Regions from separate parts of the Homo sapiens genome. Here region 1 is linked to region 2. A link is an interaction called in ENCODE POLR2A ChIA-PET data of the cell type or tissue named here. Cell type or tissue: HepG2. All regions are shown on one strand. Links, peaks and the distances in the headings refer to the core of each region. The heading gives the core; the rest is flanking DNA.

Region 1 (4,396 bases), core at 121-4,120, 400 kb before region 2:
TTTTTAAAAAAGACATTAGGACTATTTTCTTATCTCTGTTTTTTAAAAAAATTACTTCAGTGACTTTAACATCCTTATGGCTGAGACTCCATGACCTCATCACGTTCAATTATTTTTTTTCTCCTTCTCGCCTTAGTCACTCAACCACTTTGTTATACTCTACTCCTTGGCATTACCAAAAATTGCACCAACTCCAAAATCTCACTTTAAAATATCATATTAATTCATGTGACACACATATATTGAACCCTGAATATGGCCAGGCATTATAGAGATACAGCAATGAACAAACAAACAAAAATCCCTGACCTCAAAAAGCTTACATCCTATTGTCTGATCACCACCTTCTATTTTTCCAACTCACTGACTTTTTACTCTGGCTCCAGCAATTCTGATTCTAACAGGATCCTCAATCCATTTGTTACACTGATTTATAGCACCCTAATTCCTTTGGTGGTCTCGTTTACACAGCTTATGTGGTCCATCACTATAAATACTCCTTAATATACATCACTGTCTTCCTTACTACTCTCATCCCTTGTACTCACCAGGTAAAGATGCTAGTTATATCCTAACTCTCTGCCTACTTTGCATATGAACCCAAGAAGCTAAACATGGATAGAAAACTGGTAACAGCATTGGCTAGTCTCCTTTTAAACTGATAACCCAAATCTCAAGGGGATCCTTCACACTGTCCAGCAATACATTTCCTAGCCAATTAACTTTTACATTCTCAGAGATAATTTCATATATTCTCATCCTTCCTTAAAACTTCAGCAGCTTCTCCCTTCCTCTTTTTTTTTTTTTTGAGACGGGGTCTCGCTCTGTCACCCAGGCTGGAGTGCAGTGGCTCAATCTCAGCTCACTGCAGCCTCCGCTTCACAGGTTCAAGCAATTCTCCCACCTCAGCCTCCCGAGTAGCTGGGATTACAGGGGCGCACCACCATGCCTGGCTAATTTTTTTTTTTTTTTTTTTTTTTTTTGAGACGGAGTCTCGCTCTGTTGCCCAGGCTGGAGTGCAGTGGCGGGAACTCGGCTCACTGCAAGCTCCGCCTCCTGGGTTCACGCCATTCTCCTGCCTCAGCCTCCCAAGTAGCTGGGACTACAGGCGCCCGCCACTACGCCCGGCTAATTTTTTTGTATTTTTAGTAGAGACGGGGTTTCACCGTTTTAGCCAGGATGGTCTCGATCTCCTGACCTCGTGATCCGCCCGCCTCGGCCTCCCAAAGTGCTGGGATTACAGGCGTGAGCCACCGCGCCCGGCCCTAATTTTTGCATTTTTAGTAGAGATGGGGTTTCGCCATTTTGGCCAGGCTGGTCTTGAACTCCTGATCTCAGGTGATCCACCTGCCTCGGCCTCCCAAAGTGCTGGGATTACCAGCGTAAGCCACTGAGCCTGGCCCTACTGACTCTTAACTGGTGGCTTTACATCTTATTTCAATAAGAAAATACAAGCAATTAGAAGCAGCAAACATCTTTCTGACACAAAATTAATTAATCTATATGCATTACATATTATACATTCTGCCTGTACAATAAATTAAATGTCTTTTCTCCAATTTTTTTTTTTTTTTTGAGACAGAGCCTCACTGTCACCCAGGCTAGAGTGCAGTGGCGTGATGTCGGCTCACTGCAAGCTCCGCCTCCCGGGTTCACGCCATTCTCCTGCCTCAGCCTCCCGAGTAGCTGGGACTACAGGCGCCCGCCACCACGCCCGGCTAATTTTTTGTATTTTTAGTAGAGACGGGGTTTCACTGTGTTAGCCAGGATGGTCTCGATCTCCTTACCTCGTGATCCGCCCGCCTCGGCCTCCCAAAGTGCTGGGATTACAGGCATGAGCCACCACGCCTGGCCGTCCTTTCTCCAATTTAAGGGAAACCCATCCACTCGTGCACCAGATCACAGTCCCTCTCATCTACTCTAAAAATGCCACAAGGGCAGGAACTTTGTTTTACTCACTGTTCATCCTAAGCATACATCATACAGTGATTAGTTCCTTGTAGGTAGCAAAAATATAGTTGTTGAATCGAATAATTGAATGCTTTATTTTCTCTATCATCAATTTATTCCTCTCCTCTTTGGGATCACTCCCGTCAGTATAGAACATACAAAAATACCTACCTTAAAAAAAACCCAACTTGCCTCCATAAGTGTAAAAAAAAAAAAAAAACCAGAAAACACACAATTTATTTTTATAAGCTGGGCAAGGAAGCACTTATTTATATCACATTCTTTTATAGGTATGAAATTTTTCATTGAAAAAAAAGAAAAAAAAAAGAACCAGCCTCACTCTGGTCCAATTTCTGGTCCAATTTCTGCCCTGTTTTTCTTCTTCCTTCATATCATAATTTCTCAAAAAAAGTTAGCTGTCTCACTGTCTTCATTTTCTCATTCCTCTCCCATTCTCTCTAATCAGGCTTTTGTCCCTACCACTCCAGCAAGGGTTTAAGTCATCACTGAACCTAACTTGCCAATTCTCTTTATTAATATCAGTTCTTGCCGGGTGCAGTGGCTCACGCCTGTAATCCCAGCACTTTGGGAAGCTAAGGTGTGCATATCACTTGAGCCCAGGAGTTCGAGATCAGCCTGGGCAACATGGCGAAAAAAACACAAAGACTTAGCCATCTCTACAAAAAATACAAAAATTTAGCCAGGTGTGGTGGTGTGTGCCTGTAGTCCCAGCTACCAAGGAGGCTGAGGTGGGAAGACTGCTTGAGCCCAGGAGGTCGAGGCTACAGTGAGCCATGATCACATCACTGCACTTCAGCTTGGGCACTGGAGTGACATTCTGTCTCAAAAATAAATTATTAAAATAACAACAGCATTTACAACAGGCATGTCAGTCACATCAATAAATGGAAATGAGCATAATTCACTCATTGAAAGCAAAAGGTTTTCAATTTGCTTGAAAGTAAAATCTAATTCTATGCTGTATGCAAGAGACAGACCTAAATCAGAGATTTAGAAACGCTAAAAAATTTTTAAAAAGCAAAGATATACCAGGCAAATGGAAACAATAAGAAAGTGATCCTGCTATCAGACAAAGTAGAATTACGCCAAAATCATTAAATAAAACAAAGGTTATTTTATAATGCTAGAAGCCAAAATTAAAAGTGAAAATACAATAGTTCTTCATATCTATGCAGCAAAAAAGACAAAACAACTCATATAAAGCAAAAACATCAGGAGATGAATTACGAAATCAATAGAATTGTCTTGGCTATATGGGCTCTTTTTGGTTCCATATGAAATTTAAAGTAGTTTTTCCTAATTTTGTGAAGAAAGTTAATGGTAGCTTGATTTGAATCTATAAATTACTTTGGGCAGTATGGGCATTTTCACAATATTGATTCTTCCTATCCATGAGCATGGAATGTTTTTCCATTTGTTTGTGTCCGCTCTTATTTCCTTCAGCAGTAGTTTGTAGTTCTCCTTGAAGAGGTCCTTCACATCCCTTGTGAGTTGGATTCCTAGGTATTTTATTCCCTTTTTAGCAATTGTGAATGGGCGTTAACTCATGATTTGGCTGTTTATTATTGGTGTATAGGAATGCTTGTGATTTTTGCACATTGATTTTGTATCCTGAGACTTTGCTGAAGTTGCTTATCAGCTTAAGGAGATTTTGGGCTGGGACGATGGGGTTTTCTAAATACACACCCATGTCATCTGCAAATAGAGACAATTTGACTTCCTCTCTTCCTATTTGAATACCTTTATTTCTTTCTCTTGCCTGATTGCCCTGACCAGAACTTCCAATACTATGTTGAATAGGAGTGGTGAGAGAGGGTATCCTTGTCTTGTGCTGGTTTTCAAAGGGAATGCTTCCAGCTTTTGCCCATTCAGTATGATATTGGCTGTGGGTTTGTCATAAATAGCTCTTATTATGAGATACGTTCCATCAATACCTAGTTTACTGAGAGTTTTTTAGCATGAAGGGGTGTTGAATTTTATTGAAGGCTTTTTCTGCATCTGTTAAGAAATCATGTGGTTTTTGTCATTGTTTCTGTTTATGTGACAGATTATGTTTATTGATTTGCATACGTTCAGCCAGTCTTGCATCCCAGGGATGAAGCCGACTTGATTGTGGTGGCTGGAGGCATCATGCTACCTGACTTCAAACTATACTACAAGGCTACAGTAACCAAAACGGCATGGTACTGGTACCAAAACAGATATATAGACCAGTGGAACAGAGGCCTCAGAAATAACGCCGCACATCTACAACCATATGATCTTTGACAAACCTGACAAAAACAAGAAATGAGGAAAGGATTCCCTATTTAATAAATGGTGTTGGGAAGACTGGCTAGCCATATGTAGAAAGCTGAAACTGGACCCCTTTCTTATACCTTATACAAAAATTAAATCGAGATGGATTAAAGACTTAAACGTAAGA
Region 2 (4,396 bases), core at 261-4,260:
ACTTTAATTCAGTTCTTGGGCAGCAGTCATATTAGATATGTTAGATTGCCTTATAGTTCCCCCATTAATAATCAAACGGTACTATTTATATAAGCCTTGTCATGATGGTATCTTAGGCCATTTGGCTATGAGGTGTCTGTTTTGTGGCATGGCCAACTTCCTCTGAAAGCGACTCTTTTCTAACCTGGTCACACAGCAATTTGGACAGCAAGAGAGTGCTACAGAGATCAGCTGATGCCAAAGAGGAACTGGCAGGGCAGCAGAAACTCAATCACACAGGCAGAAAATGGGTCAGTACATATGGCCCTAAAAACCTGCATTCAAGTGACTAAAAATCACTGAACTCCTGCTCTTAGCTAAGAACTACATCCTGGGGCCACAGGAAAGAAAACTGATAGGCCCCTATACTGCCTTGACTGCTGTCATTCCTATAAGGCAAGAATTTCTTAACCCTTCTCATGTCATTTGCTCCTGTAACACATATTCAGGAGATTGAAGTTAAACATGAAGGCTCTCAAGATGTATGAGTTGGCTGGGCACAGTGCATGCCTGTAATCCCAGCACCTTAGGAGGCTGAGGTGGGTGACTGCTTGAGCTCACAAGTTTGAGACCAGTCTGGGTAACATGGCAAGACCCCATCTCTGTTAAAAATACAAAAGAAAGGCTGGGTATGGTGGCTCATGCCTGTAATCCCAACACTTTGGGAGGCCAAGGCACGTGGATCACCTGAGGTCAGGAGTTTGAGACCAGCCTGCCAACATGGTGAAACCCCATCTCTACTAAAAATACAAAAAATTAGCGAGGGGTGATGGCAGGCGTCTGTAATCCCAGCTACTCAGGAGGCTGAGGCAGGATAATTGCTTGAACCCAGGAGGTGGAGGTTGCAGTGAGCCAAGATCACTCCATTGAACTCCAGCCTGGGCAATAAGAGTGGAAAAAAACAAAACAAGACCAAAATACAGCCAGGCATGGTGGTGTACGCCTGTGGTCCCAGCTATTCGGGAGGCTGAGGTAGGAGGATTGCTTGAGCCGATGGAGTGGAGGCTGCAGTGAGCCGAGACCATGCCACTGTACTCCAGCCTGAGTGACAAGGTGAGACCGTCTCAAAAAAAAAAAAAAAAAAAAAAAAAAAAAATATATATATATATATATATATATATATATATATGTTGGCTCACTCAGCACTGAAAGGAACCTGCTATAAGAAAATATAGGCTTATGGTGGGGCACAGTGACTCACGCCTGTAATCCCAGCACTTTGGGAGGCCAAGGCGGGTGGATTGTTTGCAGCCAGGAGTTCAAGACCAGCCTGGCCAATATGGCAAAATTCTGCCTCTACTAAAAATTAGCTGAGTGTGGTAATATACACTTCTAGTCCCAGCTACTCAGGAGACTGAGGCACGAGAGTCGTTGAACCCAGGAGGCAGAAGCACTCCAGCCTGGGCAACAGAGTGAGACACTGCCTCAAAAACAGAAGGAAAAGATGTAGGCTTTCTAAGGACTAACTATAAAATATAATGAATTATGTCCTCTGTGATTAAATGTTAAATCTAACACAGCTTTCTTGGCAAAAGAGAAGGGTGGTATCTCTCAATGAGTTGTGAGAGTAAAGCCTTCATACCTTAGATGTGAGGTCCCGATGAAAAATGCCTTTGAAGTGAAGGTAGCTGAGGCCCACTGCTATGTCATAGGCCAGTTTTACCCTCACAGTCCAAGGCAAATGCAGGTTACTGTCTAGCAACTGTTCCAGGTTCCCGGAGTTGATATACTGCAAAACAGAAGGAAAACCCAGCTACCATTTATCAGAAATATTTAGGCTAGTGGTGAAACCATTAGAGAGTAAACACCTGGAAGAGAGAGACTGTATTTTTTTTTTAAGTTACTGAGGGCTTATTCTGCCTCCAAGCACTATGGTAGGTGCTGCACACAATGACACTTTCCTTTAAGGAGATCACAATCTATTAAGGGACATAGTCAAACAATATCATATAATAAATATTAAAATATAGTTATGTGCAGGTAGGACAACACCATGCAGCAACAAGGATAAAGCTAAACTGTGGAGGCATGTCAGAGGAAATGCAGAGAGGAAATAAGGAGTCAGAAAGGATGACCTGGAGTAGCAGGAAAGTAGCACGAAAGACACAGAGGGAGCAGCATATGCAAAGTTACAGGTTAAGTGCATGATGCATTCAGGAACTTAATTTACTTCGATATGGCCAGAGTGCATTTATAGATGAGTCAGGAAGTGAGGCTGACATGTTTTGCTAAGATATGTGAACTTTATCCTGTCTATAGGAAACAAAAGAAGCATTTTAAGCAGGAGAGCCACATGGTTATATTTGCTTTTTAAAGAAAATATTATTTTAGCCATGGTATGATAGATGGATTAGAGTGAAAAATACAGAGAAAGGGAAATAGGAGATTACTGCAATAATCCTGGTGAGAGCAGGGCATCTGAATCATGGCAATAGTGGAGGCATTGGAACAAGGCAAGATTCAAAATGTATTTAGATGGCAGAATTAAAAAAAAAAAACTTGATAATTGCCTGGATTAGAGAATGAGAGCAATAGGCTATTGGTCCCTGGATGTCATTTTTAAATACCCAGAGAGCAAGGAGAGGAGTAGGTTTTTAGAAGAAGAGGCAATGTTAAAAGAGAGTGAGTTCAGGCCAGGTGTGGTGACTCATGCCTGTAATCCTAGAACTTTGAGAGGTAGAGGATCGCTTGAGCTCAGGAGTTCAGACCGGCCTGAACAGCATAGTGAGAGACTTAGTCTCTACAAAAATAAACAGAATTAGCTGGACGTGATGGTGCACACATGTAGTCCTAGCTACATGGGAAGATCGCCTGAGCCTGGGAGGTTGAGGCTGCAGTGAGCTAAGATCATGCCAATGCACTCCAGCCTGGGTGATAGACAGAGCGAGACCCTGTCTTAAAAAAAAAAAAAAAAAAGATAGTGAGTTCAGCTGGGAGAAGTTAAATTATTAAAGGTACAGGTGCTTATTGGACAACCAAGGTGGAAATGATCTAAATAGAGTCAGTTTGAAGCTTAAGAACAAAGTCTAAGTGAAAGACAATATTTAGGAGGCAAAAACATTGAGCTGAAGCAGTCATGCATTCCAAGGTCATGCATGCCCAGGGTTTAACATGTAAGATGGGAAATCAACAGAATCCCAAGGAACAGGCAAGAATGTCAATAGGAGAACATTCTAAATGTTCAGAAGGACGGCCGGGCGCAATGGCTCATGCCTGTAATCCTAGCACTTTGGGAGGCCGAGGCGGGTGGATCACCTGACATCAGGAGTTCAAGACCAGCCTGGCCAAGATGGTGAAACTCTGTCTCTGTTAAAAATACAAAAAAATTAGCTGAGCATGGTAGCAGGCGTCTGTAATCCCAGCTACTCAAGAGGCTAAGGCAGGAGAATCACTTGAACCCGGGAGGCAGAGGTAGTAGTGAGCTGAGATCGTGCCATTGCACTCCAGCCTGGGCAACAAGAGCTAAACTCCATCTCATAAATAAATAAATAAATAAATAAATAAATAAATAAATAAATAAATGTATGTATGTATGTATGTATGTTCAGAAGGACAATGACATTCTACATGTCAGAAGGAAAGCATTCTACAAAGGAAATGACTGACAGTATCAAAAGCCATGAATGAGGAAGACGAGCTTGAAAGGTATCCACTGAATTTGCAACCAGGAAATCATTGGCAACCTTGGACAGAGCAGTTTCAGTAAAGTGGTTAAGACGAGTAAGACTGAAGTGAACAGAGGAAAGAGTAGCAGATAAGGTTATGGAGAAACTATTTGAAGATAGTCTTGCTGTTCATCATTCCTAAATACCCATGAAGGGCAGCTTTGCTTTTTTAGTAAAAAAAAAAAAAAAGAAAAAAAAGTGAATAAGGCTGGGCACGGTAGGAGGCCAAGGTGGGAGGATCACTTGAGGTCAGGAGTTTGAGACCAGCCTGGGGAAAGTGGCAAAATCCCGTCCCTACAAAAAATACAAAAATTGGCCAGGCACGGTAGCTCCCAGGGGTGGGATCATAGTAGCTAACACCTGTAATCCCAGCACTTTGGGAGGCCAAGGCAGGTGGATTACCTGAGGTCGGGAGTTCGAGACCAGCCTGACCAACATGGAGAAACCCTGTCTCTACTAAAAATACAAAATTAGCCAGGCATGGTGGCGCATGCGTGTAATCCCAGTACTCGAGAGGATGAGGCAGGAGAATCGCTTGAACACGGGAGATGGAGGTTGCAGTAAGCCGAGATTGCACCATTGTACTCCAGCCTGGGCAAGTGACGGAGTGAAACTCCGTCTAAAAAAAAAAAAAAAAAAAAAAAAAGCCTGGGCACAATGGCTCACACCTGTAATCCCAGCACTTTGGGAGG

What was found. Peaks named below come from ENCODE experiments on the same cell type or tissue, not always from the same donor. Only the 100,000 strongest peaks of a DNase experiment are listed, where the experiment ranks them.
Region 1: POLR2A ChIA-PET joins it to region 2 with 6 read pairs; 2 of 35 experiments call an interaction of 5 or more read pairs at or near these places.

The regions. Positions count from the first base shown.
Region 1 is chr1:44,950,998-44,955,393 of GRCh38, forward strand. The region is part of intron 3 of EIF2B3 (eukaryotic translation initiation factor 2B subunit gamma); the gene reads right to left. Among named protein-coding and RNA genes, the nearest start is that of EIF2B3, 33 kb to the right of the region's middle. In HepG2, for the core only: no CTCF peak of the experiment used is centred there; no DNase peak of the experiment used is centred there.
Region 2 is chr1:45,353,682-45,358,077 of GRCh38, forward strand. It overlaps TESK2 (testis associated actin remodelling kinase 2), which reads right to left. Exons shown (of 11, transcript NM_007170.3): 5 at 1,622-1,768. Among named protein-coding and RNA genes, the nearest start is that of TOE1, 16 kb to the left of the region's middle. In HepG2, for the core only: no CTCF peak of the experiment used is centred there; DNase peaks (open chromatin) are centred at 2,250 and 2,730.